2 separate regions of the Homo sapiens genome follow, and region 2 is linked to region 1. The links are chromatin loops, found by intact Hi-C in ENCODE. Cell type or tissue: ovary. All regions are shown on one strand.

Evidence for each region. A loop is a pair of places that touch in the nucleus more often than their neighbours do. Peaks named below come from ENCODE experiments on the same cell type or tissue, not always from the same donor. Only the 100,000 strongest peaks of a DNase experiment are listed, where the experiment ranks them.
Region 2: a loop joins it to region 1, with 31 times the contacts of the local background. A loop is called at or near these places in 2 of 110 quality-filtered maps.

What each region holds. Positions count from the first base shown.
Region 1 is chr17:48,970,540-48,975,539 of GRCh38, reverse strand. No RefSeq gene overlaps it. Among named protein-coding and RNA genes, the nearest start is that of GIP, 4.4 kb to the right of the region's middle. In ovary, no CTCF peak of the experiment used is centred here; a DNase peak (open chromatin) is centred at 2,989.
Region 2 is chr17:48,236,575-48,241,574 of GRCh38, reverse strand. All of the region lies in intron 4 of SKAP1 (src kinase associated phosphoprotein 1), which reads left to right. Among named protein-coding and RNA genes, the nearest start is that of SKAP1-AS2, 55 kb to the left of the region's middle. In ovary, no CTCF peak of the experiment used is centred here; no DNase peak of the experiment used is centred here.

The DNA of each region.
Region 1 (5,000 bases):
GAAACCTCCGCCTCCAGGGTTCAAACAATTATCCTGCCTCAGCCTCCCGAGTAGCTGGGACTACAGGCACATGCCAACACACCCAACTAATTTTTTTGTATTTTTAGTAGAGACAGGGTTTCACCATGTTGGCCAGGATGGTCTCGATCTCCTGACCACGTGATCCACCCGCCTTGGCCTCCCAAAGTGCCGGGATTACAGGCGTGAGCCACCGCACCAGGCCCAGCCTGGCTTTCTTAATTCACTGTATTTAATTTTCTCCATAGCCCAAGCACAGTGGCTCACACCTCTAGTCTCAGCACTTTGGGAAGCCAAGGCAGGAGGATTACTTGAGCCCAGGAGGTCAAAACCAGCCTGGGGCAACATAGCAAGATCTGTACTTAAAAAATAAATGACCGGGCATGGTGGCTCATGCCTGTAATTCCAGCACTTTGGGAGGCTGAGGCGGGTGGATCACAAGGTCAAGAGATCGAGACCATCCTGAACAACATGCTGAAACCCTGTCTCTACTAAAAATACAAAAATTACCTGGGCAAGGTGGCACTCACCTGTAGTCCAGCTGCTCAGGAGGCTGAGGCAGGAGAATCTCTTGAACCCAGGAGCGGAGGTTGCGGTGAGCCGAGATCGCGCCACTGCACTCCAGCCTGGTGACAGAGGGAGACTCTGTCTCAAAAAAATAATAATAACAAAATAAAATAAAATTAGCCAGGCATGGTTGTGCATGCCTGTAATCCCAACTACTCAGGAGTTGGAGGAGGTCAGGCTACAGTGAGCTGTGATTTATTTTTTATTTTTTATTTTTTGAGACGGAGTTTTGCTCTTGTCCCCCAGGCTGGAGGGCAATGGCACAATCTAGGCTCGCTGCAACCTCCACCTCCCGGATTCAGGCGATTCTCCTGTCTCAGCCTCCTGAGTAGCTGGGATTACAGGTGTGTGCCACCACACCTGGCTAATTTTTGTAATTTTAGTAGAAATGGGATTTCACCATGTTGGCCTGGCTGGTCTCGAACTCCTGACCTCAAGTGTTCCTCCCACCTTGGCCTCCCAAAGTGCTAGAATTACAGGCATGAGCCACCATGCCCGGCCAGTGAGCTGTGATTGTGCCACTACACTCTAGCCTGGGTGACAGAGTGAGAAGACCCTAAATTAAAAATAAAAATCAATAATTTAAAAAATAATGATGATTTTCAGCATAGAGTGATGCAGGGGAGATCATTGCAGAGAATACTGCCAGCCAACACTAGCAGGATACCTTCAAGTTAACAGTAAGGTAAGCTGGGAAAGTTTTGTTCTTATGTCCAGTTTAGAAATGGGCAAGTGAGTTAAGCCTCAGAGTGGTTAAGAGCTTTGCCCAAAGCCAAACATAACCTTGGTAGTGGGGACAGGTGGAGCTGGGGCTTGAACTCCAGTCTAATCCTCTCTCTCTGCCCACCAAGCTGCTCCTTAATCTAATTAAGGAGGTATATGTTTTCCGAAGTTGCAGAAGCCCCACCCACACACTCACCCATTGCAGGACTCGGATACCAGGGGCAGGAGGGGGCGCAAGGGTAGGGGAGGTTCCACTGGGGACTCTGGAAACTGCTCCATCCTTCATGCCCCCACACAAGGAAAAGGAAGAGAAAACCCTCCCTTCTCACCACTGTCTTCCTTTCTCTGGGATGTACCCCTAGCAGAAAAACAGAGGAGCTCAGGAATTCTGCTCTTTCAGGGAGGCCCAGCCCTTTTCTTTTTCTTTTTCTTTTTTTCTTTTTTCTTTTTAGACAGAGTCTCGTTCTGTTGCCCAGGCTGGAGTGAAGTGGCGTGATCTCAGCTCACCACAACCTCCACCTCCCGGATGCAAGTGATTCTCCGGCCTCAGCCTCCCAAGTAGCTGGGACTACAGGCGTGCACCACCATGCCCAGCTAATTTTTTGAATTTTTACTAGAGACAGGGTTTCACTATGTTGGCCAGGCTGGTCTCAAACTCCTGACCTCGTGATCCGGCCGCCTTGGCCTCCCAAAGTGCTGGGATTACAGGCGTGAGCCATCGTGCCTGGCCCCCTTTGGCCTTTTATCCTAAATACACAATCAATTTTTTCCCTCCAGCAGGACTCCTTGGAAGTGAGGACCTTGTAGCCATCTTCTCCCATTCCAACTCTTCACTGCAGCCCTCCTCCCACGGATTAGGCAGCAACTACTAAGAGCTTGAGCTCTTTTCCCGACAAACAAAAGCCTTTGAAAACAGCAAGAGGGATTGGGGTTAGAACTGGGAGAGGACTTCCAAACTGCTTCAAACTGCTTGTAGCAGATGGCCATAAAGGCTATAGATAGCATATTCTTTTTTTTTTTTTTTTTTTTTTTTTTTTTTTGAGACGTACTTTCACTCTGTCATCCAGGCTGGAGGGCAGTGGCACGATCTCGGCTCACTGCAACCTCCTCTGCCCACTGGGTTCAAGTGATTCTCCTGTCTCAGCCTCCCAAGCAGCTGGGATTACAGGCGCCTGCCACCATACCTAGCTAATTTTTGTATTTTTAGTGGAGATGGTATTTCACCATGTTGGCTGGGCTGGTCTCAAATTCATGACCTCAAGTGATCCGTTCGCCCAGGCCTCCCAAAGTGCTGGGATTACAGGCGGGAACCACTGTGCCCGGCCATATATTCTTCTTGAAGACCCCTCTGGAAAGTATCTATCAGGACCTAAGGGAAATGCTGTCGGCAAAAATGTTTGGGAGCATGACTGTGTGTGTGATGTGACTGTGGGGAAAAGCTGGAGATAGTCCCTCTAAGCATCAGGATAGACCGGAGGACTTGGCAAAGTTGTTGGGCATCAAGTCACCTCTTGTTTCCTCCTCTGCCTAAGAAGAAATCTGTTGACTGGTGTGAGAGAAGCCAGAGAGGGAAGTCGGCTTTCTCAGTCAGCTGTGAGTTTGAAGACTAAGTGAACTTCAAAAGCAGGGTCCACGGCGGGGAGGCAGCAGCCAGCCCTCTGAGTCACCCTGACCTGGCTGCAGAGCTGGGCCAGAATGTCTGCGCCAGCGAGGGGGATGGGGATGGTGGTGGGGGTGGCGGTGAGTCACCAGTGGGGACTGGAAGAGCAAGCAAACCCCAGATGCTCTTCTGCTGTTACAGTTCTCATTCCTGAGGGCCCAGTCAGAACCCAGGAAGGGCTGGGAAATGGGACCCAGGGTTCTCTTGCGATGGCACTGCCCATCACCCCTTCTCTGAATCTCACTCCCCTGATTACCTAACTCCTGTAACACCTCAGAAACCCCCCAACCCAACCCAACACACTCTTTCTTTTTTTTGGCGGGGGATGGAGTCTCGCTCTGTCTCCCAGGCTGGAGTGCAGTGGAGTGATCTCAGCTCACTGCGACTTCTGCCTCCTGGGTTCAAGTGATTCTTCTGCCTCAGCCTCCCAAGTAGTGGGGACTATCGGCACTTATTGGCCAGGCTGGTCTCAAACTCCTGACCTTGTGATCTGCCCTCCTCGGCCTCCCAAAGTGCTGGGATTACAGGCGTGAGCCACTGTGCCGGGCCCCCACACACTCTTTCAACTTGTGTGGGTGTTGGGCTAGTTGGGGTGTCCTCCTGACCCCCATCCCCTGTGTCCTCTCTGACCCCTCACATGCTAGCAATTCTCCATAGTGAAATGGGAAGAGGGAGGCTCTGCTAATTCCAGAGCCTCCTCCTCCCCACCCCCAACCCCAAACCTGCACAGAACTCTGCACACCAGGGCGCTTCTCCTTATGGTGTGGACAGGCTGGCTTAACTGCCAGTTGGATTTATTAAATGATTTTGATCAAGTCCAGCAGGCTCTTCCAATCCTCAGAAACTTCCCAGGGTCATCTTTTCAATTTCCTGCCTCCCAATATGCCTTTTGGGGGAGCTGTGGAACCCCCTAGGAGTTTGGCTTCATCTCTGATCTCCCCTGGCCCTCCTCGCATATTCTGCTGCTTCTGGGGAGTGTGGAACTTGCAGACTTGAGCAGGAGCTCTAGGCTTGGGGGCCCTCCCCACATTCCCTGTTCCTGCCTGCCCTGCTCTTCCCTGCCTACAGGGTCCAGGACATATTCTCTCTTGTCTGTGCACTGCAGGGCATGAGGGCCAAAGATCAAAGAGAAATGGGGATGAGGCTGCAGAGAAGGGGGTGGGGTGGGGACTTAAAGTACACTTGCTTGGCCAGTCACGGTGGCTCACGCCTGTAATCCCAGCACTTTGTGAGGCCGAAGCGGGCGGATCACTTGAAGTCAGGAGCTCAAGACCAGCCTGGCCAACATGGTGAAACCCCATCTCTACTAAAAGTACAAAAATTAGTCGGGCATGGTGGTTCTTGCCTGTAATCCCAGCTACTCGGGAGGCTGAGGCGGGAGAATTGTTTGAACCGGAGGTGGAGGTTGCAGTGAGCTGAGATCGTGTCACTGCACTCCAGCTTAGGAGACAGAGTGAGACTCCGTCTCTAAATTAATAAACAAAATGAAGTACATTGGCCTTCAGAGCAGCCCACCCCCAAAACAAATCCACAGAGTACAAGGCAGGGGCTCATGGCTGCTAGAGCCCATCACAGAGCCTTCCTTGACTCCAATTTGGCCCCAGACTCAGGGTTCCCAGGGAATGTTGTCCACTTTTCTTGGATACTGTTGCCTCCAGGCAGGAGGCAGATTTGAACACAAGCCCTTCTGAGCTCATTAACTGTGTTGCTCAGCAGAAAACAAGATCACAAGCAGCCCTCACATCTCCCTTGGAGGTCAAATCTGAATCGACGTCTAATCTCTGCCCATTGGTAGCTGGGAGATGGAATTTGGAGAGCTTGCTAAGGGAGGAGTTTTTCTAGATGGTGGAGAATGGGTGGGTATGCAGAGGAGGTTTCCAGGAGGCAGAGGTAAGTGACCCTGCTAGTCCAGGTACCTCTCATCCCACACGCACACTTAATTTCATGCTGGATCTGCTCCTAGGCTAGGGTGTTCACCTGGAAAGGAAGGTGGCCTTTATTAGGACCTGGAGCTGATAGGCAGAGCATGAGC
Region 2 (5,000 bases), 730 kb after region 1:
TGTGAGGCATCTGGGTCTGCTTTTTGTGTCAGCTGAGGCACAAATGTGCATGATTTAACCATACAACTATTGAACTAGCATTGGCCTATTAAGACTTCAGATGATCTGTTCATGAGCTGTCAGCCCAAATTGAGCTTGAAGCCTGCTGTAAAAGATCTAATTTTCATAATTATCCAGAACCTTCACACCCTGCTTCCCTTCAGTACCACCCACCTCCACACATGCACACAGAGGAGTAAACACATACATATGGACACAGAGACACAGGGCAGCACTGTCCCTGGAGATTCATCAGGCCTCTTGCCCGAAAATGCAGAGTTCATCCAGGGGTCAGAACTGGCTTTGACTTCCTGTTTGAGGAGCCCCATGTGTGGTGTTCCAGCATTGCTAGAGGCTAGTGATGACTAAGTAACCTTTTCACACTATAGCCTCCCACCAAGAAACAAGGTCCCTTATGATCTTGGACCCAGAGTGATTAGGGCACAACAAATATCTTTTTAATATATAAGGTGGAACTAATGCCAGTAGAAATAGCACTTTGCTGTCTCATGGCCTCACATTTATAAAAAGAGGATAGAGCTGTTGTCTTTGAAGATGAAGAATTTTAAAGGCAACCTGATTTAGTCTCAGAGTACACTAGGGACTTTCATCGTTTAGTAGTTGCTTAAGGCTAACTTTGAGCTTTACCTGACCCAAGTCTTCAAAGGAAGCCATCATACTATGTGTGGAGTTCAGCTGGTAATATCTTTCTAGGTAATCTGGATTGTGAACGAGTGGGAACAGGCAGCACTTTCAGGTTTAACTCTTTGCAGCACTGGGATAACTGGCACATGCTTCAAGGATTAGGTCATTCTGATGTCCCTCCAGTAATTCCACTGGAACAACACTGCACAATAAACCATTTGGTTTCTGGACATATATTGCCCATGTGTGAAGGGTGGACAGGCAGCACTTTACTAGGTTCTTCTCATACAACCTCAGGTTTTTGAGGCTGCTGAGGTTTAAATCCCTTGTCTGAATATGGGACAACTGTATTTCTATACTGGTTGTCGATTGTCTTTGCCCTCAGAGGGCATTTGCTGCAACTCAGGGTTCTACAGTTAGAATAAAAGGAGTTATTTCCTGTCTTCACTGCTTTTTTGCTTTTTTTTATTTTTTTATCATGAGTGGAGACTGAGTACATTACTCAAACCTTGGCTTTTCCCTGAGGTCCGTTGTTTACAGAGAGACATTTGGGTCCCTGGGGCTCACTCCCATAAAATCTTATTATCATATATTTCAAGGCATAAACTTCAGTTGTCAGCTCAGGAGCAGTTCTGAAAGCACTGGCTGCTCTTGTTTTTCTTCTCCTTTACTCTGGTTTATTTTTCTTGCAGCTTTGGCTTTTTTTTTTCCCTTCTCCCTCATATCTAGCAATGCTCAATTCCAAGCTGGCTCGCTCCTTATTCCACTAATTAGACAAGAAGTCCAGAGAGGCCATTATTAGATTCTGAGAATCTTTATCAGAGCCCATTATGGCCTTAAATACTGCACAAACATTTTACTAACTGAATCCATGAACATTTCAGCTGATCCACCTTTGGTCTTTAACATCTACCTTCTTTTGTACCTATAGAGTTATGTTACTGATGATAGAGGTTCTCAACAGCTTATTTTTCTTTGTATTAATTTTCTTAGAGGCCATGATTCAAGTTCATTCTCTCTCTCTCTCTCTCTCTCTCTCTGTCTCTCTCTCTCTCTCTCTCATTCTAATTACTGTTGGTGGGGGTGGAGGGGGTCTGAGAAGCCTGCTTTTCCTTGGTGAGATACGTGTGAGTATGTGTAATGTCATATGTGTTAATGTCACCAGTGAGTAGGATTCATGGTTGCCTGTTTTTCTCTCATTTTCTTTACAGAGCCAGGGATTATTTGTATGGACCAATGGTCTCAGTTTTCTTTCAATGGAAGAATAATTCTGCATTATAATATAGTAACTGCAAAAGAAAGCTTTTTCTATTTCACTCTTTTCTTTCTTAATTCACTGTCTAGTGAGTTTCTGATTGACTCACAGACCAATTAAAGTAAAATTTAATGGAAGAATAGATTAACTCCCTGAGGTTTCCCTACCATCCATCACATTTTTATAGCAGGAGCTGTGAGGAAGCTCATAACTTCATGCTGTGAATGTGATAATAAAGAGGGCACAGAGAGGATTCCGATTTACTGCCAGGCTGATGTTCGCCAGGACAGAATTTACTGCCCAATCCCCTTCCCCTTTTTATTCAGGAGGAGGTCACTAGATCTGCCCTCAGCCTGGGTCTGAGATACTGAAGGGCAGATTGTCAAGTCGAAATTCTTTCCCTTTAATTGGGCTGGTGGTGGTGCGGAATGTGAATTTCACTGTCCAGAGATGGTTATTGTGTTAAATTCATTTCTGTCTTCAGGAAGCTGTGGTCACCCCAAGTGTTCATATTTTTAAAGGGTGCATTTGATTTGTTATGATTCATATAGAAAATCAGAAGTAAGGCCAGATATTTCTGTTTTCAAGTCACTAAGTCATTGTCTTTTATTTATAAGCTTTTTCAAATAACTAAAGATACCTGTCTCTACATCTTCATAGTCAACATTAATAATGTCTTTTTCTGGGCATCTTTCATTTGAAGATCTCAAAAAGTACTTTATAACCATTATTTTGGTCTTTCTGACAGGGCCAAAATAACCTACTAGCCTTCCAAACATTTCGCCAGTTCACTGTTTCTCTGAGTCATCTTAAAAATAAAGTGTGACAAGGATCACAATATAATAGTAGTCATGTGATGGAGCTCCATATCCATGCCTAAGATTAATTTTGTGCACTTATTACAATTTTTTACTTCATGAAGCAAAGTCTGTTTTTTAGGCCTTGACTATTTAAACCTATCTCAACTGGGCGCGGTGGCTCATACCTGTAATCCCAATACTTTGGGAGGCTGAGGTGGGAGGATTGCTTGAGCCCAGGAGTTCGAGACCATCCTGTGCAACATAGGGAGACTGCTGGGCATGGTGGCACACGCCTGTGGTCCCAGCTACTCAGGAGGTTGAGATGAAAGGATTGCTTGAGCCTGGGAGGTTGAGGCTACAGTGAGCTGTGATCATCCACTGTACTCCAGCTTGGGCCACAGAATGAGACCCTGTCTCAAAAAAAAACTCAAAATAAATAAATAAACAAACTTATGTCAAGTTTCATGACTACATGAAAGATAATCTTTTTGTCCCCAGAAGCTTGGTGAGATAGAAATCAATATTTTAAAATCATATTCATCTGATTGTCCTTGAAGTCAAAGCCTGTAATCCCAGCATTTTGGGAGGCTGAGACGGGTGGATCACCTGAGGCCAGGAGTTCGAGACCAGCCTGGCCAATATGGTGAAACCATGTCTCTACTAAAAATACAAAAATCAGCCGGATGTGGTGGCATGCGCCTGTAATCCCAGCTACTCGGGAGGCTGAGGCAGGAGAATTGCTTGTACTCAGGAGGCGGAGCTTGCAGTGAGCCAAGATCATGCCACTGCACTCCAGCCTGGGCAACAGAGCCAGGCTCCGTCTCAAAAACAAAAAACAAAAAACAAAACAAACAAAAAACAACAACAACAACAACAAAAGCAGAGCGAGGCTCTATCTCAAAAAAAAAAAAAAAAATCTGAACCAAACTCATCAATCTTTCCCTTCACCAGCCCAGTCTTCTTCATGTATACAAAATCTTAGGAATTATTCCACCCTTCAATGTGTTGTGGATTGGAAACTTGGGAATGGTCCTAGATTCTATCTCTCTTGCACAACTAGCATTTCATTGGTCACAAAACCCACTGACTTTACCTCTTCAAAATCCCTTAAAACCATTCCTTCTCTCTCCTCTTGCCTTAGTTCAAAGTTCTCATCACCTCTTTGTCGGATTGCCATGATCATCTTCCAGTTAATCTCCCTATCTTTCATCCTCCTCCAATACATCCTCAATGCTAATAAAAGAATAATCCCTCTAGAATGCAAATTTTGTAATTTTACTGCTAAAAATACTTAAATGACCTCTCATTGCTTGTAGCATAAATTTAAATGCTGTACCATGGCTTACACAATCTTTAGTAAGGCAGCATAGCTTCATGGCCTAGAGCAATGATTTATAGGTTTGGAACAGTATCATGGGATTGACAATTTTCAGTTTTGACCAGAACATTTTTAAGATCACTACCACCTTCTAGCTACGTGATTTCACAAACAAAAAAAGAATTTTGATGTCAGAAAATAGGAAGAACACAAGTTAGGAATAAAGTCTCTTATATTGAATAATGATACAACTTTATGGAAAAAATCACTATGTAGTCCTTATTTTCCTCATTTTACCATAGCCCTGAAAATCTTTATGACATTCTCTTATTGTATTTGGGAACCTGAAATGATTAGGGCACAACAAATACCCTTGTAATACGTAAGGTGGAACTAACAACAAGTAAGTGGATGGTTTCTGGAGTCAGAAAGAACTGGATTTCAAATCCAACTTCATGACCTAATAGTTGTATGATCATGAGTGAGTCACTTATCCTCACCAAATTCAAGTTCCCTTATTCATAAAATAGAGATAATGGTAGTACCTACCTCTTACTGTTGTTTTGAAGATTACATGATACAATGCATAAGAATTGCTTGGCCCAGTGCCTGGCACATAGTAAGAAATGTAACTACTTGACAATAGAGTAGATATTACTATTTTGACTTCCTGACCTCATTTCCTGTGACTCTCCTTACAAGCATCCTATGTCTACAGATATACTAAATGACTTATCAAGTGTAAAACACACTCTTACACACCTTAGCAGATACTTTTCTCTTTGTCTGGAATCCTGTTTCTTACTTGTAAGTCTGGTGAATTCCTTCTCTTCCTTCAAGATTTAGCTCAAACTTCGCAGTCTCAGTTAACATCCTATTCGTTCCTCCTCCTCCATTGGCAAGCAGTCTTCCATAGTCTCACAGCATTTTATAAATTGCCAGA